Linked DNA regions of Mus musculus: all the other regions are linked to region 1. The links are chromatin loops, found by intact Hi-C in ENCODE. Cell type or tissue: left cerebral cortex. All regions are shown on one strand.

Region 1 (4,000 bases):
GGTCCTTGGGGACCAGTCTATATATCAGGGTGTCATCAGCCACTCCAGGGACCTGCAGTATGAATAGCATTGCCGGAGGTTTCGCGCAATGCAAAACAAAGGGAGCTCTCCCGCAGCAGCTCTCTAGGGAAGTAGGACACTCAGAGGCAATTTCCTGGAGTCCCCACCAGGCCCTGGGAAAGCTGAGCAGTGGTCTGGGAGCCTGGCAGAAGGCTGTCCCTCCTCCCTCATCACCTTTCCCTGGGCTCTGCCTGCTGCCTGCTGACAGGACCCAATTAGCATCCTTCTGAGAGGCTGGCAAAGCAAACAAAGAGGAGAGGGATCCCCAGGAGAGAAGACCCTGACAGTGCAGGTCCTGAAGGCCCGAACACAGGCCTTGGACTCAGCCCAGCCTGGAATCCCAGAGCTCCACTTTGCAAGCCCTGTGACTCAAGATAGCGCAGTGGCTTGTTGGAGAAGCAGGTCTGTTTGGGCTTCAAAATTAAGTAAGAATGAGATTTATGAAAGCCATTGAAAGGACGAAAATACGGAATTCACTGGGACCTCCCTGGCGCCAGGCTGCAGATATAATCTGTAGCTCAGGGCATGGGGGGGGGGGGAGGTACTGAGTCTGGGATCTGTGTTTAAGTCTCTGCGACTGGCTGGTGCACCCCTGAAGACGAGTCTCACCTCTCTTGGTGTCTTCATCTGTATCCTGAAAACACTTACAGTGTTTCCCCCAAAGGAATGAAAGAGAAAAGTGAAACTGCCTGGCTGGGAGGGGGGTGGGACTGTGACTCAGAGAGGGTGGCACTACTTTTCTCAGCGCCCAAGTGACTGCCTCAGGTGTGTGTCACCATGCCACCTTGGGACAGCCTGACCAGGTTTAGAGGGGTGGCACTTCCAAGTCCTGGATGACCCACAGCAGCCCGCCTGCCCAGCGGTTAGCTCAGGAAAGCCTCAAATTATACAATTTATGAAACTCGATCCAGTTTTCCGTCTGGAACGTGTGATTAGAAAGATTACACATTGCCTGTTGCAATTATGGTAATGTTGATGTGTGGACAGATAACTGGCAGCGGAGCTGTTCTCAGCCATCTATTTATAGGCTCGGATTCTTGCTATCTCAAGGCAGACATATGGGCCATGAAGGCAGGCGACAAAAAAAAAAAAAAAAAAAAAAAAAAAAAAAAAGCCAGGAGGGGGAGCGTGAGCCTCCCTCGGAATGAAAAGACACCAAAGGAAGCCGTAATTAGGGCTGGGACTGGCTTATGTAAATCAGGTAATACTTTCAAAACAGACACGAGATCCGGTTTTAATAAAGCACATTGGAACAAATGGCGGAATAATGACTTTAATAAATCTAAATACAAATATTTTGTTTCGTCTCCAAAATGAACAGCCCTGGCATCTGCCGAGCTTGGGCCCGGGCGAGGGGCGGCGCTCAGTGTTACTGCATTCTTACGCTCCCTCAGCAGGCTTGAGGATTTTAATTTTTAGCCTTCTGCTAAATTACACGGGCTGTCAGTCAACTGTGGGAGATATTTTGAGTAGCGAGATTTATACAAACACACAGAGCACACTCAGAAGGCTCTGCACAATATCTTTTACACCAACCCAGCATGTAAATCACAGGTTGTTCCGGGCCTTGAATTACAGCTTTTCTGGAGATAGACTGCAGAGACATCATTCACCAGTAGGAGGGATCTGGTGGCACTTTCTCGATGCCCTTCTCACCCCAGTGTGAATCAGAGGCTGACTAGGAGAGTGTTCTTTTGCACTTCCCACCCCAGCTCTGCTGCCTGCGCCTGCGGTTGTTGATCCATGAGGCAAAGAGGCTGCCCGTGTGTGCTCTGATTAGTTAAATAATGTTGTCCTGGACACAGACCGATCTCTTCAAGTGAATAAGACTAGGCATGATGGCTCGTGCCTATAATTCTAGCACTTGGGAAGCAGAGGCTAGGTGCTAGAGGATCTCAAGTTGGAGTTCAGGCTGTGATATAAGTGAGTTTAAGGGCAGCCTGGACGACTTCTTGTATGCTGATGGACAGCTCTGCGGTAGGCAGTCCTGTGAGCATCACTTCCTCTGGTCTTCACTATACCTAAACACCCATGCTTCACTCACTGACATTTTATGTGATATATTGTTCTTCTTTACTTAATAGAACTAGGTTTTGTTTTATGTATGTATTTCTCATGCTATTTTAAACTACTGTCCTCAAGTCTATGGATTCTTTTTTTCAACAGTTTTTTTTTTCTTCTTCTTCTTCTTTTTTTTGTTCTTCAAGACAGGGTTTCTCTGTGTAGCTCTGGCTGTCCTGGAACTCACTCTGTAGACCACGTTGGCCTTGAACTCAGAAATCCACCTGCCTCTACCTCCCAAGTGCTGGGATTAAAGGTGTGCCTCACCACTGCCCCGCCAAATCTATGGATTCTTAATATAAAGGCAACACACATTTCAAATATGTCTCTACCCACAAGGTTTTGAGTGGTCCAATGATTCCGCTTACGGAAGTTTGTTCCTCAGAGTAGTAATGTTGGAAGGTGATGGAACCTTCAAGAAGCGGGGCCTCCAGAGGTAATTTATTAGGTTATTAGGTCCTGGAAAGGGTCTAATGGCATCCTCATGGAGTTAGTTCTCTAGAGAGGACATTCTTAGAAAAAGAACAGGACCACCCACTCCACTCCTTAGCTTTCTGATTTGCCACTCAGGCTCTCTGTCTTGCATGCACTCTCGCCATGACACCCTTTGCCATGATGATATAGCCAGGGAAGCCCGGGACAGAACCCTCATCATGCTGGTTGTACTTCCTAAGTATACTTCTTCTCTGTGTATATTACTCCCCTCCCCCACCCCAGGTATATTGTAGCAATGGAAAAAAAAAGCCCAATACTACACACATGGGAACTAGGATTAATGGCCTGTATTTGGGAAGAGCTAGCCTTTATTCTGTCACATTTTGTTTTGTGTTTTTAAACAGACAAAGGTTGTGATGGCAATGTTCTTAAGCAGCCAAAATAGAAATCTGGTGACCTTATGCCACTCTCGTAGAGGCCTGTGAAATCCAGCAGCCAGGCCTCACTCACCCATATCCTCATGTGATTAGAGTTTCTGCACTGCAGGGCAGGGCTGAAGGCATTCAGCTGTTTCTCCTCACCTACATCTATTCACAATCCCCTCTCTACTCATTTCTTCTCTCTTGTTTAACCAGTTCTTTATACATTTGTATAACTGTCCATGCATCCATCTCTCCACCTATCATTCCATTAATCCACCCATCCACTATGCATGCACGCATCCACCCACCCACTTATCCTTCCATTCATCCACACACCCATTAATCCCAGCCACCTGCCCACTCATCTATCCATCTATTCACCCATCTATCTATCCACCCATCCACTCATCCACTATACATCCATTCATCTACCCACCCATCTATCCACCCATCCATCCACCCATCCTTCCATTCATCCTTCCACTCACCATCCATCCATCCATCCATCCAATCCATCCATCCACCCTTCCGTTCATCCATACACCCATTAATCCCACCCACTTACCCACTCATCCACCCACCCATCTACCTATCCTTCCATTCATCCACCCATCCACTATCCATCCACTTATCCATCCACTTATCCATCCATCCATCCATCCACCATCCTTCCACTCATCCACATACCTACCCATTCGTCCACCCATCTACTCACCCATCTATCTATCCACCCATTCATCTACCCATCCATGCACCCACCCATCCATCCATCCACCTACCCATTCATCCACTCATCTATCCACCCATCGTTCCATCCATCTGCTCTCTTACCTATCCACATACCCACCCACCCACCCACCCAACTATTTGACTTGCAGAGCTGCCCTTTCTGCTGCTCTGTCCTCCCACATGGCCGGCTGAGCACTCCTGTTTTTAAGATAGGCCCAGCTGGCAGAATCCCTCCTGCAATAGTCTGTGTCCTTATTAAAGCTGAGATTTCCACCCATCATTTGTTTATATGG
Region 2 (4,000 bases), 67 kb after region 1:
CAGGGGTACACGGCAGAAAACAGCATGAGACCCTGCATCCAACCAGATACGCGACAAAGACTGATTTCTGAGGATATCCTCAGACCTCCATATGCTCACTGTGGCACATGGATGCCTCCCTTCCCTGTAACGATTTTTTTAAAGTACTTCTTGAGTTGGGCTGTAATCCTAGCACTCAGGAGGCATCCAGACTGCTGGAATTCAAGGTCAGAATGCAATAATTATGTTCCAGGCAGTCTGGGTGACACAGTTAGACCCCATACCCACACCAAAGAAAGCAAAAGATAAAAGGAGAAGAACGATTACTTAGCATCTGTGAGGTGTACCCAGTGTCCTCAGAACTAAGGAGGCACCAACATGCGCATTAGCCTTGGCTTTCATTTCCCTCCTCACCCCTGCAATTACATTATCAAGCTACAAGACATGCAACCTGCAAAAGCCCCAGTAGCTTTATCTCCGGTTGGTAACAGAGGCATAAACACACCCAAGCTTGATGCAGTAACCTACAAGTAAATTAAGCCACATTGAAATAGCATCTTTCACCAAGCAGACTGTGAAAGATTTAAACACATACTGAGAGTGGTGGTGTGAAAAGAACTGAGCAGACTTCCAGATCCCTCATGGAAGTGTGAATCAGTACAGATTCCAAATGGAACATCCCTTAAAATGGCAAAAAGCGCTCCTCCCTGGAAGCTTTGCCTCGTGTACTCACTGTGGGGACTCTCTGTAACTTCAAGGATGAAACGACCTAAATAGCCACCCACAGGGAAAAGGCCAGGTAGATACTGTGCACAAGCCCAGCAGACGCCCAGGTAGCCATGGAATTCAAGGAGGGACCTCTTAGGCAGAATGCACTGTCAAGATAAAAACACAAGAGAGAGAATCATAAACTGCAGTGGTGTTTAAAGGTACTGGGAGGGGCTGGAGAGATGGCTCAGCAGTTAAAGATGCTTGCTGTTCTTTTGGAGGTCACAGGTTCAGTTCTCAGCACCCTCATGACAGCTTAAAAACATCCTTAACTCCATCCAGATTCAGGGGATCGTATGCCTTCTTCTTGCTCTGTGGGCTCCAGGCACTTGCCAGTGCACAGACACACACACACAGGGAAAATGCATATGCATAAAATAAAAATGCATAACTCTTTGAATATTAAGGATTTATAAGTAGAAAACACACACATGCATGCATGCACAAGTGCATGTGTTGGCACATGCACCCTCATACACACTTCCCTGTAGAAGCATACAATGCACCTGTAAGAACTGACAAAAAACCTACCCAGTGGGATGCCTGTGCAGAAGAAGCTGCAGCAATATCTGCATGCTGCAGAGAGAGCTACCTGCCTTGAGTTCTTTTCCCAATAGGCTCTGGGAGGGACTCTCTGGCAACCCAGACACACCTCTGGCCCAAATGACAAGAATTTACAAATGAGCAATTGCAGTAAGCATAGCTCCTAAGCACAGCTCAAATTGAGGGCTTAGATCTCACCCGGATGGTGTCCCAGCTTTCTGTGCCTGGTGAGCCAAGCAGTACAGCCATGTGGCTATTAGGGATGAGGACCATGAAGATAGTGACCTCTTGGTGACTGTTCTGGGGAGCTGGGGCCAGTGAGCAAGTATAGCTTGCTTCATTCACCTTATGTCTTCTCAGAGAAGACCTGGGGGAGATTGTGTAGCTATTGGTCTTTTCGGGGGAAGGAAGGACCCCCCCCCCCCGCCTTTTCATAAGTGAGGCCCTGTGACAGGAATGATGCTCATACAGCATCTACGGCTGCCTACACAGGAGCTGCACAAGGTCAAACCAGTCAGCATTTCAGCACGGTTCATGGAGCAGTTGCTTATGAGTCCCCAGTCCCTAGCTGACGTGCTATTGACAGTCAACAACTGCTAGAAGGAGAATCAATCATCTTTAAGGTGTGGTCCTGCTAAGTCAGCCATGCTCCAGCGATGGTCCACACCCATGCCTGCATGAGCAGCACAAATTGAACCCAGTGGTCTACTTCACACGAAGTTGGGAGGTGTGGGAGGGAGGTATATCCTGAGGGAGTTATAGAGAGGAATTGTGTGTGTGGGTGTATGGAATATGGATATGATCAGAATCTATTCTATGCATGTTGGAAATTCTCCAAGAATTAATAAAAGATTGAATTAGAATATTTCCATGACCACAAAATGAATGAGTCCCAAAATTGCAGCGCAAAGCTAGACATGACAGGAGTCAAGACGCAGAAGCAGGCGTAGGCGGAGTGATGGTGACACTCCTTGTACCTCACTGAAAATCTTGCCCTGCTTTGTCTCCTGCATCTTAAATGTTTGTGGTTCCTTTGCTCTACAGTCCACTGCAGGCCCAACTGTGTGCCTCTGGTTTCAAGAATGTGGGTAGGAGCCTAGAACATTTACTCTCTTATCTGCGCTGCTGCTATATGCCTCCTAGATTATAACCCATCTGATGCTGGTCAGACTCCCTAGGGACCTGTCTGTGAAAACAGGAGGCGTGGAGGAAAAACCCCTGTGGGGCATCCTCTGGAAGACAGAGTCCTGGAGTCTAGGGATAAGTTCTACTCCCTGGTACTCAAGAAGTGGTCACTGTATTGGTGTGTGTGTGTGTGTGTGTGTGTGTGTGTGTGTGTGTGTGTGTGCGCGCGCGCGCACGAGCACGCAGGCATGTGTCTGCAGATGTGTGGACCTGCTGTATATGCCTGTGGAAGGCAGAGGATGTTAGATATCTTCCTCAACCAGTCACTACCTTAATTTTTTAGATAAGGTCTCTCACGGAACCTATAGCTCACCAATTTGACCAACAAGCCCCAGGGATCCTCATGTCTCTGCCTCGCCCCAAGACTCCCCATCCACCCTGTGTTCAGATTACGGGAAGTGCTATGCCTAGCTCCTTCATGTGGCTACTAGGGGGTCTGAACTCACTCAGACCCTCGTGTTTCCACAGCAAGCACTTTATCAACTGAGTCGGGCCCCCAGCCTCCTGTATCAGAGAGACCTTGTCATCACATCAACAGAATGTCTGTCCAGACACAGCCAGGTCACTGGTATGTTCTTGTTCTCTGCTTTCTTTCCCAGTCTGCAGCTCCCCCCCCCCCGCCCCCCGCCCCTCTTTGCTCTTTAAAAGGCCAGCAGTGCAGTGTGGAACTGCCTCAGGCTTTGCTTTCTGGAGAGCTTGGGCTAAGGTGAGATGCAAGGTCCCTTTAATCTGCACTGGGATCCCAGCAGTGCTTCAAGATCAGACCTTGCCCTTGAGTCTGCATTTAGAGAGACTGAAGGAAGCTCGGTGCTTGATCCAGAGTCACACTGCAAGGCTGATGTGAAGACGGTGCTTGCAAACTTCTCTGATCTAAGTTTGGGTTTAGTCAGAGGCCTGGAGACTCTGCCTAGGGCAAGGCAGGGTTAGGAGGGAGGTCTAACGGGAACGAAAACATGGCAACATGGCTTGCCTGAGAAGTGTCTGCTGGCCTGTAAGAGCAAAGTTTGGCTGGCCATAGCATGGGACAGTGTACTTTAATGTGGTAGGCACTGGTTTTCTGGCAAGGATGGTAAAATCAAGGTCCCCACATGGACCATGGGTACATATTCTGAGGCTGTTCTAGACAAAGTCGTGGGGACATGCCTGGCTCAGGGGATAAATTGGTCCCCAGGACAGCACATTGGAAGGAGAAAACTGATTCTCTCAAGCTGTCCTCTGACCTCCATATATGCACCGTGGCACCTGCATGCATCCCTCCCACCACCTGCTTAACACACAACACGCATGCTAACTTTTAAAAAAGTGTGAGCATGTATAGAATAAAAGCTTTAAGTATCTCAGAAGCTGTCACTGTTTTTCCTTACTTTGGTTTTTTTTTTAATTGTTTTATTTATTTATTTTTTTTAGGCAGTCTCAGATAGCTCAGGCTGACCTTAAACTCCTTAAATTCAAGGCTGACCAATTGGATCTTCCTGCCTCTACTGTCCAAGTTCTAGGATCACAGCTACACACTACCAGGCCCAGT
Region 3 (4,000 bases), 420 kb before region 1:
TAGAAGCAGGAAACCCAAAAAGTCAGGCCTGTGGCTCTGTTTCCCTCCCTCTTTTCTTCTGTTCCTCTCTCCTTGTCCTGCCCGTCCTCACTGGCTCTGGTTTTAAAGGACAAGTGGCTCTACATGCTCCTGTCCCGAACTCCCCCTATAGGAACCTGGGAGCGAAACTCAGCCTGGCTTGAGGGTCCCAGGAGAAGCTGATTGGCTACACAAAGCAATAGATGGGCATCAGCTATTGCTGGGAGAGGCCCCTCCATCTCCTAACCCCTCCAGTTTTGCAGCACGTTAGGATAGTCTTTAGACAACATGGCTCTTAGAGGAGGGGATACCATTTAAGGTTGTCTCTTCTGTGTAAACCCCCACGCAGAGTTATTATGTGCATGACCCAAGTGAGTTGTGAGAGGGGGTCCACACTCAAGGCAGAACTCACAGGTTTCTGTACTTCCTGGTTCAGAAGAGAGCAATGGCTTAGGAAAACTCCACAAAATCCTAGTATCTTGTGATTATAGCCAGTGAAGGCAGGGAGAGAGTCTGAGTGGAGCTCAGGAGGGGCATGGCAGGTTGGGCCTCTGCCATGGCTTCGTCTTGGGTTCTGGTCTGGACCAAGGCCAAGATTTACTTTGGTAAAGTGTTTGTCACACAGGCATGAGAATCTGAGTTTAATCCTTGGAACCCACACAAGGAACCACAGCAGCCGGACATAGTGAGGTGTGTTTCAAACACGAACTCTAGGGAACAGAGACAGGCAGATCCTGGGCTCGCTGGCCAGCTCTGAGCAAGGACTTCTGAGGAGCTCGGGCTGTTCTTTTGCTTCTCAGGTTCCTTCCTACAGCACCTGTGCGAGGAGCCCCAGAGGTTTGGCCATTCTCCCTCAGTGGGGATGAGGCTTTCTACTTTTTTTTTGGCTCATACGCTGCCTGAAACTGGGTTTCTAAGGGAGATCTTCTAGACTCAGAAGACTCTGCAAGCTTTCTCGTGCATAACGCATTCCTGAAATGGTAGAGGAGGCCAGCTGCAACTGAGGGACACGAGAAAGCATCGTACTGGGTGGGTGTGAACAACATAGGCTTCTGCTTCTATGTGGTGGCCAGCTCGTCGGGGAGAGGCTGTGACTGTGCCCAAGCATACAGCCTCTGGACCTACTTAGTCAGGATCTCAAGCCAAAGTTTGAGTCTCCCAAGCCTCAATTTTCTCATCTGTCTATTGGAACAACAATGGAGGAAGGAGAGGCCATGGTCCACAGAATTTAAAGAGACCAGGGGAGAGCAGCTGGTGCTGACAGGCTCAGCGATGCTTTGTTTTCATTACCAATTGGCTCTCCAAAGCCTCAGCCCAGCCTCGCCTACCTAATTGGCAGCTGTGTTGCATCTAAGATAAGGACCACTACTTTTGGACTCCTACCCCCAAGGTCCCCCTCTAGGATTTATCTTGGGTCTTACCTTCCCTGTGGATGCTCCTTGCAAGAGTCAGTGAACCTTATCATCCCTTTGGGGTCAGATCCATCCTCCTTTGCCACAGCTTTGCAGTGGATCTAGGAGTGAAACTCTCCCTCCCTTTGCCTCCACACTCATGTGCCCCTAGGAGGCCAGCAGGACACTCTAACACAGTCTATGTACCTCAGTGGTGGAACCTCAGTTGTGTTGTGTATCAAGTGGAGGGAGTAACACAAAGGACTTTCCTCAGTAGAGTACAGTGACATACTGCCTAGGAAGGGCTCCCTAATGGTTGGCTATTGCTGTAAATGAAAATTTCAAAATCATGCACATGCTAATGGCTGCATAAACTTCTCTTGTGTGGGTAGATGGTGATTTATTTAACCATCTCCTTGCTTTGGGGGCACTGTGGCTGTCTTTAGTTCTTTGCCGTTACAAATAATTCCACAGCGGACATCTTGTATATAAATCTTTCCATTTATTTCTGATTACTTCCTCAGAAGAGCTCCCCGAGTATTGCCTGTCTTAGAACAAAGTCCTGTCGCCCAGATTTTTCAATGATGCCCTTTGAAATGAAAGCAAAGCCTATTTTCCGTCAGAGAGAGAGAGAGAGAGAGAGAGAGAGAGAGAGAGAGAGAGAGAGAGAGAGAAAGAGAGAGACATATGGAATGGGTTAGGCGAGACTCGGTTTGGGGAAAAGGCAGAAATAGGTTCAAGATGGGATTAGACGTGTGTCAGGATGCCTGACACGGTGCCAGTTACAAAGCTTTCCTCCCAGCTCCTGGCTGGAGGAGAGGCAGGGTCTCGGTCCTCAGGGAGCGCTGATCTCTCTCTGAGACAATTTCAAGGGGCTTTGATGTTCTGAGCGTGGGAGAAACTCAAGTCGTGCGGCTAGCACTGCACTCCTCCAACCAGAAGGGGGCGGTGTGGTCTGTTTCTGTCAGCAGCGAGGCCTTGGCTTTGTTGCTAAGATTGCTCCTTAAAACTTTGGCTCATGTTTGCTATATTTCTCCTGTCTGTTTTTCTTCCCTCCCTCCCACCTTTACACTTTTCACTATCACTTAGATTGCCTTTTTTTCCCCCACCCATTCACTCAGGAGGAAGCTAACATATGCTTGCCTAGGCCAGACATCAAGACTGCTTTCAGACCCGCGCTGGATCCCAGCATGCTCAGAGACTCTGCCTCACACACATCAAACAGATTAAATACTTTTTTTTTCCTGTGAAAAATTATGACTTATTTTTATAACTTTGCTTTTGAAATTCTTTGGCTACAAGTAATTCATTTGATGTAGAATTGGCTTTGATTTCTCAGCAATTATCAGGGGGGCTCAGGAATTCTTGCAAAGTGAGAAAAATCTAACCTGCACATCGTTCTGAAACGTAATGAAATTTTTACGAATACTAAATGAAGCCCTTAATGAGGCTGATGGAAGATTTTGTTTGGGAGACATTTCATTAAAATTTTATTAATTTCCATTGTAAAGTTTCCCCTTTATGTTTCAGAGCCAATGGTTTTGGTGTGTGTGTGTGTGTGTGTGTGTGTGTGTGTGTGTGTGTGTGTTGATTTTTATCTCAAACCCTCTAGTGCCTAATGGATAGAGTGTTCTACCCAGCTTGGGACTGAAGAGTCTGCTCTTTGCACAGAGCCTCCAGGACTCCAAGAGACTGAAAAGTCAAAGCACTGTTATCATGGAATGTGTCAGAGAACCCTGAAAAAAACACCGAGGAAAAGGTGGCCAGTGTGTAACTGGAGTTCCAGCATAGAAGACCCGGTTCTCACACAGCCTTAAAAGGCTAGGCTCAGCCATTGGTCTGAATACACCATAAGACATGTAATCCTGAAAAGCAGAGAAAGATTTTATCAACTGTCTGGAAGAAGGAAGTTCAATGGCCATGAATCTGTCCTCAGGACACCTATGTGAACTTTAGATTTAAGTAGAGGAAGAACTGGACGGGGTGGGAGGGGAGGCGTGCATAACTAAGCAGTCTTGAGCAAGGTGTGGTCCTACAAAGTGGTCCAATAAATAGAGTCTATGATCTGGTCTGTGTCACCTGATCAGATACAAGGTGTGCCGTTTCCATGGTAGATATTTTTGTTTTCATCTTGTAGGTCATTCATCCTGCAGGGACTGGCCATCCCTGGAATCTAAGGTGACTGCAGGTTTAGGACAATGAGTTAGTTATCTTTGTGTTTCCAGTCTGGAAGAGGAAAGAAATAGGGTAGGTAGCCAGACACTCTCTGAGTGGGTAATGTGTCTATGAAGAGTCAATCATGAGTCTGACCAGAAATAAAAGAGGCACACACACAAAACACAACCAGAGAAGTTGGGCTTTCCTCCCGCCTCAAGGCTTGTAAGACTTGTACCTTGTAGTGAGGCTGCTTGCTCTCACTGTCAGCTTGACAGAACCTAGAGTCACCTGGGAAGAAGAAGGAATCTCAATTGAAGAGCTGCCTTGAAAGATTGGCCTATGAGGAACTGTCTTGATGGATGGTTGATGTAGACCCAGCCTACCATGGGCAGCACAATCCCTAGGCAGGTTGTCCCAGGCTATATATTACAACT
Region 4 (4,000 bases), 440 kb before region 1:
AGCCTGTCTAGCTGAATCACAGAGCTTTAGGTTCAAGAGAGACACTGGATGTCTAACTTTTCATCTCCATATGTACATGCACACACTTGTACATGCACACATACACACATGCACACATTCCACAAATGTGTCTGTATACCACACATGTGCCCATGCACACGTGTGCATGTGCATGCACACACAAAGTAAATAAAATGTCCAAGATAAGCTCTATTAGTTATCTAATGAGAATAATAGACAGTAGTATATCAGTGTGTGTGTGTGTGTGAACATAAAATCAGAGAAGGAAACTGGTGCTCCACAGTGCCTTCTGAGCATGTGCTCTCTACAATCAAAGGTCATCTCACTATACCCCACCCCCTCCCAAAGGTCCTCCATCATCACTTAGCACCACTATTGAGCTCAAGACTTCAGTCACAATGAGAACTTTGTGGGCTTGCTCAGATGGTACTCAAACCACAGTACCAACTGATGTGTCTGAGGCAACGATGCTGGGGAGTGTCACCAGGGCTGTCTTTGGAAGTGAGGGCAATCTGTCAATCTGTGGCATACCATGTAAATAACCAAAGAACCACCAAGTCTGCCTGCCTCACCAGCATGTCGGCACCCTGAGCAATGCAAGTTCCCAGGGAGGACGTGAGACTACCAAAACCCAAGCAGTCAAAGACCCTGCCGCTCCCCATCCTCGGGGCCCCTTTGAGTCCAGGCCAAAGCCCTACTTAACAGCCGTTTTCCTTCAGTTTACAAAGGTGAGGGGAGCCCAGTCCTGGGGTTTTAAGGCTGGATCTTATTTCTATTAAGATGGCTGTTGGCCTCAAAAGATTAACTCGCCGTCACCCTCCCCCTTGGAAGCTGATCCGAGTGGAAAAATGGAGTTAGAAAATTCCTCCTTCCTTTCCCTCACACCTCAGCAGATTAAGGGGGAGGCTTGACGCTGAGTTGTGGGGATTTATGGAAGTATGCAGGCGCTGGGTTTTAAATGCTCGCTCCCTCTTTGCGAGGTTGGCAGCGCTGCCTCCTATAAATCCTCCCTCCCTGGTATGTCTTAGCCTTTCCTCGCCAGCGATGCGGAGGCCTGCAACACCTTTTCCGTGCAGTAGCCTGTGAAAATATTGAAGTCAGGCCCAGAAAAACACCAGCCCAGAAAGGGGAAGCTTTGATGTTTGCAAGTTCTTTTTCAGACAGCCCTTGCCAAATCTTCATTTTTCTAGTTTACAAGGGAAGGGATTCTGACCATCTGTCGGCTGTCAACCCGTGTTTGTTTGGATGAGGATCTTATTTTTTTTTTCCCCCTCATCTAGCACTCCTGTTCTTACAAGTAGTTTATTGGACTTCATAAATGCCAGCTTTCTGCATGCATTCTGTAAGCAGCTTACAATTTAGTGTTTAATCAAAATTGAGCAGTCCGCGTCTGTAATCAATCCGAAGTGGGAGGTAACACTGAGCTAGAAGCTGAGAGTGCCCTGGGACCAAGGTTTATGCCTCCCAACTGTCTCCATTAGGATGGAGTTGGTTCTTGAAAGTGTGGGGGTGGTACAGTGATGTGGGGAAATGCTCAGATCTTGGGCTCCTACGGTGTGCTGTTTTTGTGAGTGTGTTTCACACTGCTTGCCAAAAATCTTTCCGCCCTACAAACCATCAACCCACACTCCAGCTTACAAAAAGTCAGCATTTTTTTAATTCCTTGACCAGCAAGTCAGCAGAGATCTCTCTGTTCTCACCTGAGCTGTTCACATACCTGGACGTAGGCTGGCCGTGGGGTGACCTTGATAGACCTCCTTCCTGTAGCCCAAGCTTGTCTCCTCTTGCCCTCCAGAAGCTCAGGAGGGTTTTCCCTCCTGGCAACTTCAGATACAGAGGTGGGGAGGGTTGAGCTTAGCCATCAGAGCACTTGCCCTACCACAGTGGTGAACATCTCATTGGCCAAGGCAAGTGATGTGACCAACCTCAATGGAAGAGGGTGTGTCGTAGCCCATGAAGACTTCTGTAACAAAATGCCCAAAGCTGGTTGCTTATGAACAACACAAATGTGTTACTCATTGTTCTGGAGGTTGATAACCCCAAGATTGAGGTGCACTTGGCGTCTGAAGGAGGCCTGCTTACTGGCGCACCGACGCCATTTTCTTGCTTTACATTTATATAAAATATATATTTATATACAATATATGTAATGTGATATATATGTATATATATACACACGCACGCACACATATATGTCTCTTGTTTGTGTTTTCACATCCACATATCTCTGTGTGAATGCATATGTGTATGTGTGTGTGTGTGTGTGTGTGTGTGTGTGTGTGTGTGTGTGAGCATATGAGAGTCACAGGTTGATATTCGATATCTTGAGTGGTTGCTCTGTACCCTTTTTGATGAGACAGGGTCTCTCACTGACCTGGGGCTCACCAATTTGGGTAGACTGACATGGAGGGCAGTGAACCCCAAGGATCCTCCTGTCTCTGCCTCCCTTGGCAGCACAGCTGTGTACTACCACACCCAGCTCTTTGTGAGGTTCTAGGGAGTGAACTCAGATCCTCCAGCACTTCACTAGCTGAGCTCTCTCCCCATTCCAATGCCCTCTCCAGTCTACTTGGGAGGCCTGCACCCTAATGAGGCAGTTATGGCCTGAAGCCCCCCCCCCCCCATCTGCTGACACCATCAGGCTGGGCATTAGCCTTTGGCATACGAATTTTGAGGGGGCAGATTCTAAAACCTTATCGGGAAAAAGATGCCATCCCTTAAAGTGAGAGGCAGTACAGAGTCATAGGCAAAGGCCATGAGTATAGAGGGGTGAACAGGAACCAGGGTCCTACATGCCGTCAGTCTGTCACAGTAAGCGAGTGTCTCACATAAAAGGTAATTGCTACCTTCCTCATGTCCAGATGGAGAAATGCTAAGAGGCAGCCATTCCCCAGGTTTCTCAGCAGTCAGCAGCCAAGCCCCGTTCTTCTTCAGCCGAGTTTGGAGGCTGCTTCCCCTGACTCTGCATCCACTTTTCTGGGGAATAGGTGGAACTAAGTCTTCCATGTCATTCCCCTCCATTTAAATGATGAAAGAAAGATCCAAGCAGTAGCTGACACAGTGGTCGGGCTCATTGTCCCCCTGGCTCCTGTCCAGACCCCAGGGCAGTTGAGAATCCTTAGAAGAGACTGCCCTGTGTCCAGTCATTCATGCATCAAGTGTCCCAGCAGATGATGTGGACAGAGATGCTACTGAAGACAGAACTTGCTGTTTCCTAAAATCTTCAGAATCATAGATTCTCATGTCTAGTTAAAAGAGCCTGGCATCTTAACTCCGTCTTCCCACATCACATTTCCCGCTGAGTTGTGGAAAGTACCAGAAGCTCGAGGATCGTGTCATTAGCCAGGGGCAGCAGACACTGATGGACCATGTAATGTAGAAGGACAGGGTGGTGGCGGTGCACTCTCCAGCAAAGGCACTGCTCTGCTCCCTGCTGCAGGCCAGCTCCTAATTCCAAGGTACCGGTTTTGAAGAATGCTAAAGTGGCCATGGCAAAGTTCTTAAGAGCAAGAGGGTGCTAAGAACCACACTGGCCAGGTCTCCTCTCTCCCCAACCTGTATGACCATGGCTTCCTGGCCCTCCTTCCTCCAGCTGTTTAAGGACCTGCCTGTGGAACATTACCTCTGTGCCTTCATTCTCCAGCCCCCCCCCCCGCCCCCAGTCTGCCTTCCCATCCCACCCTCACTGAGGGCAGCAGTGTGTCAAAGAAGGAGCCAGCTGGCCTAGTCTGGTTCCACTCAATGGCTGCTTATTTCTGGGTACGGTTAAGAAACCTCTATATCCTCAGTTTCCTCCTTGGTAAAATGAGGTGACACAGGTCACAGTGTGGTTGATGTAAAAGCTATATTGTCACACCCAGGAGGTGGTCCTGCTTGGGGAGACTCAGTTCTCATTCTCTCTCCATCCTCGGCCTCTCTGTCTGACCTCCCCATGTTCCTGTCTATTTGAATCTCCACAGCACTCTCTAGCCCTTCAATA
Region 5 (4,000 bases), 140 kb after region 1:
AGGGGGAGAGGGGGTGAACCCCCTGAACACAGGGCATGCTGGGAAAGCTCAGATCCTCGGCACTTATGTGAATGCCTGGCGGGCATGGTGGCTGCCTGTAATTTTAGCACTCTGGAAGCAGAGGCAGAAGATCCCTGGCACTAGGTGGCTGGCTAGGCTGTCTAAATCTGTGAGCTCTCTGTTCAGTGAAAGACCCTGCTTTGAACATAAGAAAAAGAGCAACCAAGGAGGACATCTGGCATTAACCTTAGGCCTCCACATACATGTGCACACACATACATACCATGTAGACACGTGAACACAAGTATACACAAACTACATGCACACACACACACATGCTGCTTCACTAGAATTGATGGTCACCACACCTCCATGGCATTGTCTGTGATGGACAATGTGATGGTCTTCCCAGAATCCTGTGCTCAGAGCTGCCCACACTCAGAGCTCCAACCAAGTTTGCTGTCATCATCAGCTTTGATTTGGCCATTCAAACTGACAGCAATTTCACACCTGGATCTAAACAATGATGGGAGCCTAGACAGGAAGTGTATGTGTATATGTGTGTTTGTATGTGTATATGTGTGTGCATGTATGTATGTGTGTATATGTCTGTATGTATGTGTATGTGCATGTGTGTGTAATGTGTGTGCATGTATGTGTGTGAATGTGTGTTTGTGTGTGCATGTGTGTGTGCATGTATGTGTATATATGTATATGTATGTATATATGTGTGTGTATGTATGTGTGTGTATGTGTGTGTGCGTGTGCATGTGTTGAGATATTCAGTCCCACCTATCATTATAGCAAACCACAATGGGCAAGGTGAGGACAAAGTCAGCAGCTAGCTTTCTGAGAAGCTGGGGCCTGGACATTTTTGGGGAGGGCCTGGACATTTTTGGGGAGGGTCCTGTGTGGCATCATATAACGGCTGAGCAAGGTTCTGAATCACATGGTAGGTTGGTTCTTGCTTATGAAGGCTCCCTGAGTGCACCCACACATACACACAAAATGATATTCAAACAAGCAGAAATATCATACTCCACCTTCGCATTGGCAAACATCAGAAGGGTGCTGATGCTGCGCTGGTGAGGATGGGGGAGGTAGGCAGTTCTGGCATCCTGTGAGGGGGAGTATGGTACAGCAGCCCTGGAAGGCATCGTGGCAACCCTGATGATACACCGAGTGCACAGCCCTTTCTGCCCAGCTCTTGGTTTCATGTTATTTAGCGTAACTGATCAGCTCTGGGGGCTGCAGAATGACTTACGTGTGAGAATATTCACTGCCACCATAATTGCAATACCAGGAGACTAGTGACATCCTAACGTCCATTAATAGGACACTTTAATAAATTACAGGCATCATTAGAACAGAGTTCCATGCAGCTATTCAGAGGCACTCCAGCACTCTGTGTGCTGAGACAGACTGTTATGTTAAACAGGGCCTGTGTCACCAAAGACCCCCATGTTTATGAAAATAATTTTGTGCATATATATCACACATCACACGTTGGTGGGTATACAAGCTCACCCTATACAGAAGGCTTTGCACAAAAATAAATTTGCCTCTGACCAGCCCTGGGAGGTAGACAGCAGAAAGAAGAGGCCATACTGGTCCTGATGTATACATATGCTTGAAGAGGCCATCCTGAAGCACTAACGGGCTTTTGTGTGCTCCAGTCTGTTTCACAGAGTTCACTTTGCCTCTTGTTCCCCCTTTCTCTCCAATCCAGGATCCCAGGGGACACTAGCAACACAGTGTGCTATGCCCAGGTATAGCCCACTGGTGAAAGGGCCTGATCAGTTTGTCCACTGGTGATCCTGAAAAAGCCTATTATATTAGTAAGGCTTCATGGGGACTGGAGCCCTGGCTACCAGCATCAGTTTCCTGCAGTCAGCTCAGCACCAGGCCCTCGCTTTTAGTCAAGGGACTCAGGCAAGGACAAGCTCTTTTGGGGTTTTGGATTTTCCCATGGAGTCTACTTATTGATACACACACACACACACACACACACACACACACACACGACATGCACTAGGACATAGCTCTGAATCTCCAAAATACATAAGGGTATAACAGACACACACACAGACACACACACACACACACTCCTTTTCTTGTTAGACTCTGCCTCCCCATTTTACGAAGCACTACCCCTCACTGTTGAGTCTCAGCCTTGCCTACTGCATCCACTGAACCAGCCTTTGTCTCATGACAGCACCCTCATAAACTCAAGACGGAGCTCACACCTCTTATACTTGTCCTCGTTCCCAGGCAGAGGTCTTTACCGCTCTAACAGGGTCTCTGGCAGGCCCCCTTAGGCCTCCCGCAACTCAGCCAGTCTCCTTTCCACACTCTTCAAACCTTGATGTGCTTTTAAATCTGTGACACCTAGAAATAAGTGAAAACTCTGGAAAGCAGCCAACAGCACAAACCAAAAATGAGGCTGTCACCCACTGATGCTGGAGGTGCCAGCTCTGGCTAGGGCACTGAGAGGCAAACCTCCTTGGTTTAGCAGTTGGATCATATACTATGACCTCTATTGATCTTGCTGCTAACACACACACACACACACACACACACACACACACACACACACACACACACACACACAGCTCTTAGACAGACCATTTGCATGCCAGTGTCTATCCCCCATCCTCTACTTAGAACTTCAAGTCTTTGAATCTAAACCAGAGCCAGTTCCCACTCCACCCAGGTCCCACTTGTCCTTGTTGGACACCACTCAAGTGCAGACCTTCCAGGGCTGTGGAGGTCTCCATCCCAGAAGAGTGATGGAGAAGTTTGGTCCTTTGCTGGCTTCGTCAAAAACCAATGAAACCTGACAGGGTCTACGTCTTTGTAAGGTAAGGGGGGGTGACATCTAACCTGCCATTGGGAAAGCTGTTGTTACCTCCTTTCAGTTGTGTCACACAAACCTGCTATGACCTTTGCATCCACCAGAAGGATCAGCTGACCCCCACATGCGCTCATGGGCAAAGGCAATCTCATGGCCAGTGAGCTTTAGGTTGAAGTTGGTCCAGCCCGTAACTTATTTGGCTTGGTTAGGCCATTGAGCTATGAATGTACCAAATGTTGATGAACCAGCCTCCATGGTGTCTATCTACTGCTCAGACTTCAGTCTTTTGCTCCAAGTGGCTGAGACCAGGGAAAACATCCAGCATGATGGGCTGAAGTGTAAGGAAGATGTGGGCCTGTTACTTTCAGCATGGCAATGACTATAGGCCTCGTTCTATAGTGCCTTCTCTGTTTCATCTTCATCTTCCTCCTGTTTTTTCTTTTGTGTGTGTGTGTGTGTGTGTGAGTGTGCGTGCATGTGGAGACCAAATGGCACCAGGTGTTTGCCTCAATTACTCTCCACTTCACATGTTTGAGGCTAGGGCTCGCATGGCCTGGCTGGCTTCTAACTCCTTATGTAAGGAGGTTGGTGTTTGAGTTTGCTTTCTATTGTCAAGACAAAAACCATGACCAAAAACAACATGGGGAGAAAAGGGTTTATTTAATCTTATGGTTTAGTTCATCAGGAAGGGAAGTCAGCGTAGGAACCTCGAGGCAGAACCTGACGCCATGGAGGGATGCTGGTTTTTTGGGCTTGTTACTCATGACTTGCTCAGCCTGCTTTCTTACACAACCCAAGACCACCTTTCTAGGGGTAGAACCATCCAGTGTGTTGGGGCATCCCATACCAATAATCAATTTTAAAAAATACTGATAGACTTACCCACAGGTCAGTCTGTTTAGACATTTGCTCAATTGAGCATCCATCTTCCTGGGAGACTCTAGCTTGTGTCAAGAGGACAGAAAGAACAAAACACTTGGCCTTGTACTCTTCATGCTCCTGACCCGATAGGCTTACGAGTACACACTCCATTCTTGGCTCTTCTGTTCTTTCCAACATCTGTGTACACATATATACATGTATGTACACATACAACCCCCTTAGCTTTGTGATAGCAGTGCTTCTTCTGCTGACCACAAGAGGAAG
Region 6 (4,000 bases), 550 kb before region 1:
CCACTCCCATGCCTTCTCTGCTGCAACGGGCTGCACACTGAAACTGTGAGCCGGAACAAACCCTTTCCCCTTAAGTTGCTTTTGCCAAGCATCGTGACACAGAAGCAAGATAAGTCATCAATCAATTCATCTGTTAAGGCTGGCCCTTTGGACCAGGAAGCCCCAGGTTAACAAAGACTGTGAAAGAATAGAGACGTGCCTTGTACACACAAGGTTTCCCATGATCTGGCGCAGAGTTGATACTTTGGCACATGCTTGGTGGACACACAAAGCCCACGAGGAGTGCGATGGCTGATGGCATGTGTTGATTTGCATATGCTACGGTGACTGGTGGTTTAGTCAGACACCAGCCAAGGTATCACAAAATATTTTATGTCCGAGACTAACATTTAAATCAATCAAGCCCACTGCCTGTTTCTGTCTAGGTGATTAGAAATCCAGTGGATTCCAGGCCGATGTTGTGAAGTTGAACTAGAGACTGTGATCTAGAGCCGAGGAGCCCCTCTCTTTGGCTTCTCTGGGGGCATATTGGTTGATGAAGAGTTGTCTTGAGCTGCACTTTATTCCAGGGACATCCTACCCATGGCCCAGGCATTGCTAGACCAGGCCTATGGTTATTTTGAGTGGCAGCAGGCAGAATGACATCATCTACAGAGTTCGTGATTGAGAATCATGCACTCAAGTTACAAAAATTGCAACAGAAACCACTTCATAGTATTTTAAGTAAGTTTAAAGTTTTGTCTTGGGCCAAATTCCCATATATTCTGGCCTGTACTTGCTGTCAGGTGGGTTAGACACTCCCGGCTATGTCATCTCGTCCCAAAAGCTTTAGGCACTGGTCAGCTCTGCAGACAGTGGACAGGGGACAGTTCACAACAGTTTCCCCTTCTCCCTTTCGACCTCCTTCTTTCTCTTTATATGTATATTCATGAGCGCGCGCGCACGCACACACACACACACACACACACACACAGACAGAGAGAGAGAGAGAGAGAGAGAGAGAGAGAGAGAGAGAGGAGAGAGAGGCATGTGTCTTTGTATGTGGCTCTCCATACCTAGCCATACATCTCTAGCTATTTTACTTCTGTGTTCTTTGACTCTTGGGGATCCTAAGTAGGGCAGAATTAGGGAGGCTATTGTCCTTGTGAGTAGTGATGACCTTGAACTACAAGTTGGGGACACTGGAAGCAGCCTCTGCAGAGAGACAGTCCATGATGGAGAGGAGCCTGTCTTACTAGCAGCTCTTTTCTGATCAGGGTCTCCCTAGGCATCCCAGATTGGCTGGAACTTGGGATCCTCCTGCCTCAGCCTCTCTGGGTGTGGGATTACAGATGTGCACTACCATGCTGGCTCACTAGCAAGCCATTCCTCTAGGTGGTCTGTCAACAAGACACACCCTGCTGATCTACCCCTGGCAGCGGTATCATGCTTTTTTGGATCCCCTTGGAAAATGGATGGAGGGGCTGTTATAAACTGGGACAACCCAATGGGGGCAGGTGCCATTCCCCAGTCTCCCCTGCCAGCCTTGGTGCCATCCTCCAGCTATGGTGCAGGAGTGTCAAACAGTAGAGGGCACCAGAGGCCTGTCTCTGCTGTGACAGCCTGTTTTGGTGGCATCAGGCATGTGTGGGCGAAGGTGGTGCGGCTGCTGTAGGAGGTGGTACTCTGTCGTAAACAGGGAGAGCTCCGGATTGCTGCTGTGCCTTTTTAACTGTAGTTTCATATGGCTGTATGAGGCCAACTACATCCAGTGGGCTACAGAGAGCACCTGGGACCAGGACCTGGGGGTGTGACGCGCCTTGGCTTCTCAGGAGTGGGTCTTACATGATTAGGTGCTTTTTCTCTCGGTCAGCTCTGCATTTCACTGCTGTGCGTCAAACCTGGGAGGGCAAGCTAGGAGCCAGGACAAAGCACAGTGGGGCGCAGTGTACCAACAGCCAGGCTGCATGGCCCAAAGTGATGAGGCTGTCCCCAGACTTCTTCTCTCCAGTACCTTGAGTTTCACCATCACACTTCTGCCCACTGGCTGCCCTACTCCCACCTCTCTACTCTGCACAATGTTCTGGTTTCAGGAAGAAGGGAAGGATGGAGGTTGGGGAGGGCGGCGACTGACAGTAACAGTTTTCACGGACAGATGCGCCTGGGGGTGGGGTGATGCAGGGGTGGTGCCATGTGGGATGGAGAGCTTCATCCTTGCTCTGCTTTGAACTGGTGTTCCGTTCCAGCAGCTGCATGTATGCTCTGCTGAGCCTTTCCTTTCCAGAGCTTCGGTTTCCGTCTCTGTAAAAAGGGGCTCAGGTGATCTGGGGTTCTCATCTGGTCCTTGTACCTTGAGGTCCATGTGTTGAGGATCAGGCTCAGGGAGGCACTTTGGTCTTGGGGAAGGGATGGGAAGGAAACAGACTCTGAGAGTTGTTAGCTGGCTGTGCTGTTCTGCCAGGAGTTGTTCCAGCCTCTGCTCCTGTTTGATCTCCTTTGGTGTTGGCACGTGGTCATGATTGACACATCTCCAGATCACACAAGACCAAGGTCAGGTGAAATCTGTCACCTCTAGCCCTGCTTGGCTCTCTAGGAAGAGAGGTTGTTAGTGACACCAAATTTCCCACACTCCCTATCTGTCTTCTGTAGGTCACTGTCCTTTACTTCCCGGCTGTGACCCCTCCCACATGGGCAGATGATCTGTCCTCCAGAATGTCAGGCATGATCTGTGGGCAGTCACCTAGGGATGGATTGGGGCGGGACATGGAACTGTTCCTTGGCACTCAGCTGTGGGGTACTTCTTTTTGGAATGACTTTGTTGTCCCTCCTCTAGGATGGCCAACTCCTGAGGCTCCAACCTCTTCATAAGGCTACTCCTGGGTGGGACTGGCTAGAGATGCAAGTCTTCCTCAGTCCTTCAGTCTATTTACCTTGGCTCAAGCTCTGGATGCTTGGGGATGTAGTAGGGAGAGAGACCACTTTTTGGATGTCTCCAGCACTCCCAGGATTCCATCCTAGAGTCTTAGAGTTCAGCAGTGTCCACAGAGCTAATCCCTCACCACTGGGCTTCGTGAGCACCCTGGATGGCTCTCAGATGCCTGTTACCTCCTTAGAGCTCCTGAGGTAGGGTGCTAGTGTTTTCCTCCTCTTCATCACTGGAGGCATCTTCAGTCCTTGTGGAGTGTCTTGTTATACCACTAGGCCCACCCTGCATCTGGTTATTTACATAGGCCCAGCAGGATGCAAAGCCACCGGGGATGAGACATATGGAGATGAACTGAAAATGGTCCCCGTGGGGCTGGGAATTAGTGGGCATAAAACTTGTGAGTAAGTGGCCTGAACTGGCTCTAATGGAGCCAGTGGAAAGGGCCTGGCCCTGCCTAGGAGTGGGGCAGGAGTTGGAGGCCAGAGGTTGAAACCTGGCCTCTTTGAGTTAGGGCTGAGACCCCCCAGGTGAGAGGCCTGTCCGAGAAGGGTCAGGTTGTGAGAGAGCATATAACTGGGCAGGTATGGGGAGAGTGGCCTGTCTGCGGCTGGATATGTTTGGGGTTTCTAGAGTGAAGGCACCAGGGTAGAGATGAAGCAGAAGGCTAGGTGGGCTTTGGCCATAGAGCACTTTGTTGTCCAGGCTAAAGCAAGCCTGGAGGAGGCATGGGGACAGACAGGAGCTGTCACCTTGTTTTAGGGAAAGAGGAGGTGGTCAGGAAGATGGGAAGACACTGAGATATCCTGGGAGGGTGAAAGGGAGGAGGGTGGGAAAAGTGGGGGCATACACAGGTGAGGGTCCCATGATCCTCTCTACTCATCCCTTCAAAGGACTGTCAACAGGGAACAAGCCTAGCCATGATGATCTTCTGCAAGTAGACTCAGCTCAACTCCTATAGTTGGCAGATGGTTGACCGAAAGATTATGCTAGTTCAAACGGGACTGACGAAGTCAATTTTTAAAGAAATAACATTTATTTATTGTGCGTATGCATGCACATGTGCACACACAGAGGGCAATGTGTGAGAGTCAGTTT
Region 7 (4,000 bases), 92 kb before region 1:
GCGGCTGCCGGCGAGGGGGAAGTCTGAGAACTCTGGCTTGGCGGGCCGCGCAGATGGAAGGGCCTGGCAGTCTGCGGACAACAGGCTCAGTAGTGCGGCTAGCCCCATTTGGGGCTCTTGCCCTTTGGGGACAGCTACGTCCTGGCCGCAGCCTTGCCAAGGCGGGTTCCTCAGCAGTGCTCCGGGCCCGAGATGGTGAAGAAGGGAAAGCACGGAGTTGGGGCCCTCCTGGCTACGACCCAGAGTTCCGACCCCGTTTCTTGGCCTGATGGCCTGCCTGGGCACATGCATCGGCAGCCACCCGTGGAAGAGCGACTGCGAGCCTGGAGCGTCCCTGGTCACCAGCATAGACACCCAAGGAGGCGTAGATATTCGACTCTGGGGCCCATCTGCTCGCAGACAAGGGTCACGTCAGGGCACACTGCCCACCCTAGGTCCGCCGGCCTCGGAGAACCAACGCCGAGTGGGCCGCCCAGGTGTCCTCGGGTCCCTCCCGGCTTTCCCACCAAGCTTGCACGCAAGCACACGCTCCTGGCCCGTTGCGGGCGCGCGCGAGCCGGCCGCGCGCCCCCGGAATCTATATTTTCCCCTCATTAGGAGCCTGAGTTTCGCGTTTGCATCTTAATGAGTAGCTGGGAGCGCGCGGGGACCTCCACGTGAGCGGCCGCCCCGAGATGGAGCCTCTCAGCGCCCGCTCCGGCCTCGACCACGCTCCCCTCTTCATTTATTTATTCTCCTAAATAAAAACATAAATCGTGTACGATGCGCACCGAAAAGGGGGAGGGGGCAGGGAGAAGCCTAGCTCGACAGATGCGAGCATCTGGCCAAAGCATCCATTAGTCTCAAAATGGCTCCTCTTTGGAGCTTCCCTCTCCCCTCCCCCTTCTCTGCCCTCCCCCTTACGTCACGGGTGGGCGCACCCGCTTCCTACCCGGCCCGCCCCTTTCTCGCTCCAGCCCCCACGTGGGGCGCGCCGGCCACGCCCCCGAGCAAGTCTAAAACCCAATCACAGACCAGCAAAGAGACTCTCGACTAGTAATTGGTGGAGATTCCGAGAGCTGTCAGTCCTTAGCCAGAGCTGTCAGTCAAAACCACGAGGGGTGGGGGAGCGCTGACAAATGCCGAGGCTTCTGAGCCTCCCGCTTGCAAATAGTGCTTGGAATGGCTGCTTAATTAGCTTTGAATGGCTTTTCCTTCCAGCTCAAACAATCTGTCACTACCATGTGGTATAAAGGAGCCATGCATAAAAAAGTAAGCAGAGGCTAAATATCAATTTGATTTTGTGTATCAAAGGAATATTTTATTTTTCTCCCTAGTAATGAAACGTATCAATTTAAATAATAAAAGGTAAAAACACACACAAACCCTGAAGAAAAAAAAAAGAAGAAGAAAAAGGAAAGAAAGAAAGAAAAAAAAGGAAGAAAATCAAAACCCAAACTCCACGGTGTTCCTACTCCTGCGCACGTCTGAAATAGGTAATTTCTATGGGCCGCGTTCAGGAGGAAGTCTGAGATTTTCCATCTCCACCGCCCCCCTTTAAACTTGCATTTAGTTTTGTTGTTGTTGTTCTGGTCTTAGGAGTGCTGGGGGGGGATGGGTGTCGAGGAGAGGTGAGGTTGGGGAAGAAGGGGAACTTTAAAGGGATCTCTTTGAAGCTGCTAATCAAAGTGCAGGGGTTTTAAGACCCCTTAAACTGGGGGTCGTACAGCAGGTCTTGATTTGGGAGCCGAGAAAAGGGGGGGGGGAGAAGAGCGGGTGTGCTTTTCGCCCAGATTTATTAAACACAATGCCTTCAAGATGCCCAAGCCAAGGCGCCTTACTCGGCCTCTCTCTCCTCCGTCTCCCTCCGGACTGGGTCGGACGGCGCCCTCCTCCTGGCGGCCGCCGATGCCTTGGGCTTTCAGGTCCTGTCTATGCGGACTGTGTACAGAAAAGCGCCGCAGCTCTGTCTCTGGTCTCCGCGTCTCCTGCCAGGGCAGTGATGCTCCCAAGGACCCCACTAGTCAGCGTGAGCTAGTGCAAGGCAGACTTCACATTGAGTTCTCCTGTGAACCCAGGCGCCAGCACCCGGCCTGCCACACGGATGATGAGCGTGATGGATGCGGTTTTGCCGAGCGCCGCCCCCACGGCAGAGCCGAACTGCTTGCAGCAGCGCTCCCCACTGTGTGGAAGGACAGCCCTTGAGCGTTTAATAGGTACAAAGCGGCCATGGTTACCCAGTACGTCCTCACTTCACTCCCAAGGCCTGGCTGACGGCCCGTCTTATAGAGTAGAAGAGGGGCTGATACACAAACAAAGCTTAGTAATAGGCCGCGAGCTAGGCAGAGAGAATTGGAATCCAGGACAGCCAGATCCACGGCCAAACTCCTTTGTTTGTGCAAGCCGAATCTATATGAGCATTTACTGAAAGACATTCATTCACTCATTCACTCATTCATTCATTCTAACCCTCTCTGAAGGTATGGTTGAGGAGCCTCTGGCTCCCAGTTCACCGTATCACCTCGGCTTTTTTTTTTCCTTCTTCTTCCTTCTTCTGTAACCAGAACCCAGAGCCTGAAAGGGAAGCAGGGCCCTTGGTAACTTGGTTCAGGTCCCTTAAGCTCAAAACTCACTACTGCTCAGAACCCCACCCCCATGCCACCTCACAAATTTTGTAAGAAATGGAAATGAGCTTATTTTATGCTAGAGAAAGATGCACACAACACACTGTCCGAAGCGCTTGACAATTATTTTAAAGAAGGAGGGGACTGAAGAAAAAGACTTCAAACAGCTCTGTCTCCAGTTCTAATTGGAAGCGTTTCAACTGTTTATGTTACAAGAAGTGTCAGGGTCATTTGCTACCGGAGAGCTGACTTTTCATTGGCTGCTTAATTGAGTACCTCGGAGTCCACCCCACGTGGGAGAGGAATTCCTGGCACATTAAAAAAAAAAAAAAAGTCACGCGGTGAGCTGGAAAGTCCGGGATGGATCTGCATCAGCGGAAGGCCCCCAGCTCCTCATTTGGGATGTAAGATGACTGTGGGAACTTGAGGTGGGGACAGAGATGCTTCTCTGGTTCCTTCAAAATAAATCCAAAACACGTTAGACAAGTGTTATTTTTTTTTTCCGGAATTAAGAAAAATGGCTTCTGGCTAGCCACCAGACTGTGGCCTATCCTTTGAGGAACTGATCTCAAGGCCTAGGGTGGGGTTGTAAACCTCCCCTCCTGTCATTCCCAACCCCCACCAGCTACTGGCCCAGATTTTTGGGAAGCCTCTTGTTGGAGCTGGCCCAAAAAAGAGAGTCTTCTTCCTCAAGGCCAGCCACCTCTCTTTGGTGGATTCTGTGGTCCCCTTCTTCTGCCCTGTTCATTGCTAAGGAAAGTTCATCCCACACAGACACACAACCTCCCCCCACCTCCAACCCCATCCATCACTAATCCCAGATCTTCCTCTACAGGCTAGCGCCTCACTATGGGGCCAGAAGGGGAGTTTGTTATTTGTTTAACAAACTTAACATAGTGCTCACTCTGCACCAGATTCCAGTCTAAGCGCTGGGCAAATATTAACAAGTTTAATCCTCACCCAAAGAATGAGGGTAGAGCCACTGATGTCATTCCCCCGACCGAGCAGATGGGCAATTGATACTACTCCAAGGTACAATGACTTCCTCAAGGTCACTGTGGGGGTTGATGGACTTGAGTCCAGGCAACTCAGCTCCAGAGTCCACAACTTAATGACACTTGCCCTGCCAGTCAGGGCAGTAAGAGGAGCCTAGCTCACTTCAGCAAAGAGGGCTGTGGCTCCTGGTGGTGAAGGGACTTCCCACAGTCTCTTAAACCCTCTTCCAACTCTCTAGCTGGGTCAAGCTTTGTGACTTTGGGGCACTTGTGAACTCTTTCTAAGCCTCTATTTCCTCTTCTGTTGAGTGAAGAGAATAATGGCCCTGCCCACCTTGGACTATTGCTTTCCCAGATCAATGGAGATTGTTCAAGTACTACTTGGTATAGCCCTGGCACATT

Evidence for each region. Peaks named below come from ENCODE experiments on the same cell type or tissue, not always from the same donor. Only the 100,000 strongest peaks of a DNase experiment are listed, where the experiment ranks them.
Region 2: it touches region 1 in a loop (10-fold over the local background); 6 of 42 quality-filtered maps call a loop at or near these places.
Region 3: it touches region 1 in a loop (2.0-fold over the local background); 5 of 42 quality-filtered maps call a loop at or near these places.
Region 4: a loop joins it to region 1, with 1.9 times the contacts of the local background. A loop is called at or near these places in 2 of 42 quality-filtered maps.
Region 5: it touches region 1 in a loop (5-fold over the local background); 2 of 42 quality-filtered maps call a loop at or near these places.
Region 6: it touches region 1 in a loop (2.4-fold over the local background); 6 of 42 quality-filtered maps call a loop at or near these places.
Region 7: it touches region 1 in a loop (9-fold over the local background); 10 of 42 quality-filtered maps call a loop at or near these places.

What each region holds. Positions count from the first base shown.
Region 1 is chr9:61,275,486-61,279,485 of GRCm38, reverse strand. All of the region lies in intron 3 of B930092H01Rik (RIKEN cDNA B930092H01 gene), which reads left to right. Among named protein-coding and RNA genes, the nearest start is that of Gm51681, 6.0 kb to the left of the region's middle. In left cerebral cortex, a CTCF peak has its summit at 1,663; DNase peaks (open chromatin) are centred at 312, 1,039 and 1,521; H3K4me3 peaks cover 528 bases; H3K27ac peaks cover 742 bases.
Region 2 is chr9:61,208,418-61,212,417 of GRCm38, reverse strand. Gm34105 (a long non-coding RNA gene) reads right to left here. Exons shown (of 4, transcript XR_379511.1): 3 at 713-854. Among named protein-coding and RNA genes, the nearest start is that of Gm34105, 3.7 kb to the right of the region's middle. In left cerebral cortex, no CTCF peak of the experiment used is centred here; DNase peaks (open chromatin) are centred at 607 and 2,257.
Region 3 is chr9:61,696,451-61,700,450 of GRCm38, reverse strand. No RefSeq gene overlaps it. Among named protein-coding and RNA genes, the nearest start is that of Gm34770, 37 kb to the right of the region's middle. In left cerebral cortex, a CTCF peak has its summit at 2,334 (motif pointing right); DNase peaks (open chromatin) are centred at 1,034 and 2,391.
Region 4 is chr9:61,711,597-61,715,596 of GRCm38, reverse strand. No RefSeq gene overlaps it. Among named protein-coding and RNA genes, the nearest start is that of Gm34770, 52 kb to the right of the region's middle. In left cerebral cortex, no CTCF peak of the experiment used is centred here; DNase peaks (open chromatin) are centred at 1,061 and 1,578.
Region 5 is chr9:61,140,364-61,144,363 of GRCm38, reverse strand. I730028E13Rik (RIKEN cDNA I730028E13 gene) reads right to left here. Exons shown (of 3, transcript NR_045705.1): 2 at 3,737-3,913. Among named protein-coding and RNA genes, the nearest start is that of I730028E13Rik, 3.8 kb to the right of the region's middle. In left cerebral cortex, no CTCF peak of the experiment used is centred here; DNase peaks (open chromatin) are centred at 156, 1,063 and 2,395.
Region 6 is chr9:61,828,046-61,832,045 of GRCm38, reverse strand. No RefSeq gene overlaps it. Among named protein-coding and RNA genes, the nearest start is that of Gm34828, 7.6 kb to the right of the region's middle. In left cerebral cortex, a CTCF peak has its summit at 1,564 (motif pointing right); DNase peaks (open chromatin) are centred at 1,613 and 2,121.
Region 7 is chr9:61,367,635-61,371,634 of GRCm38, reverse strand. Gm34157 (a long non-coding RNA gene) reads left to right here and starts at 1,145. Exons shown (of 3, transcript XR_379512.3): 1 at 1,145-1,251; 2 at 1,348-1,475; 3 at 1,905-3,033. In left cerebral cortex, CTCF peaks have their summits at 1,247 and 1,903; DNase peaks (open chromatin) are centred at 1,045, 1,622, 2,093, 2,843 and 1 more place; H3K4me3 peaks cover 2,064 bases; H3K27ac peaks cover 920 bases.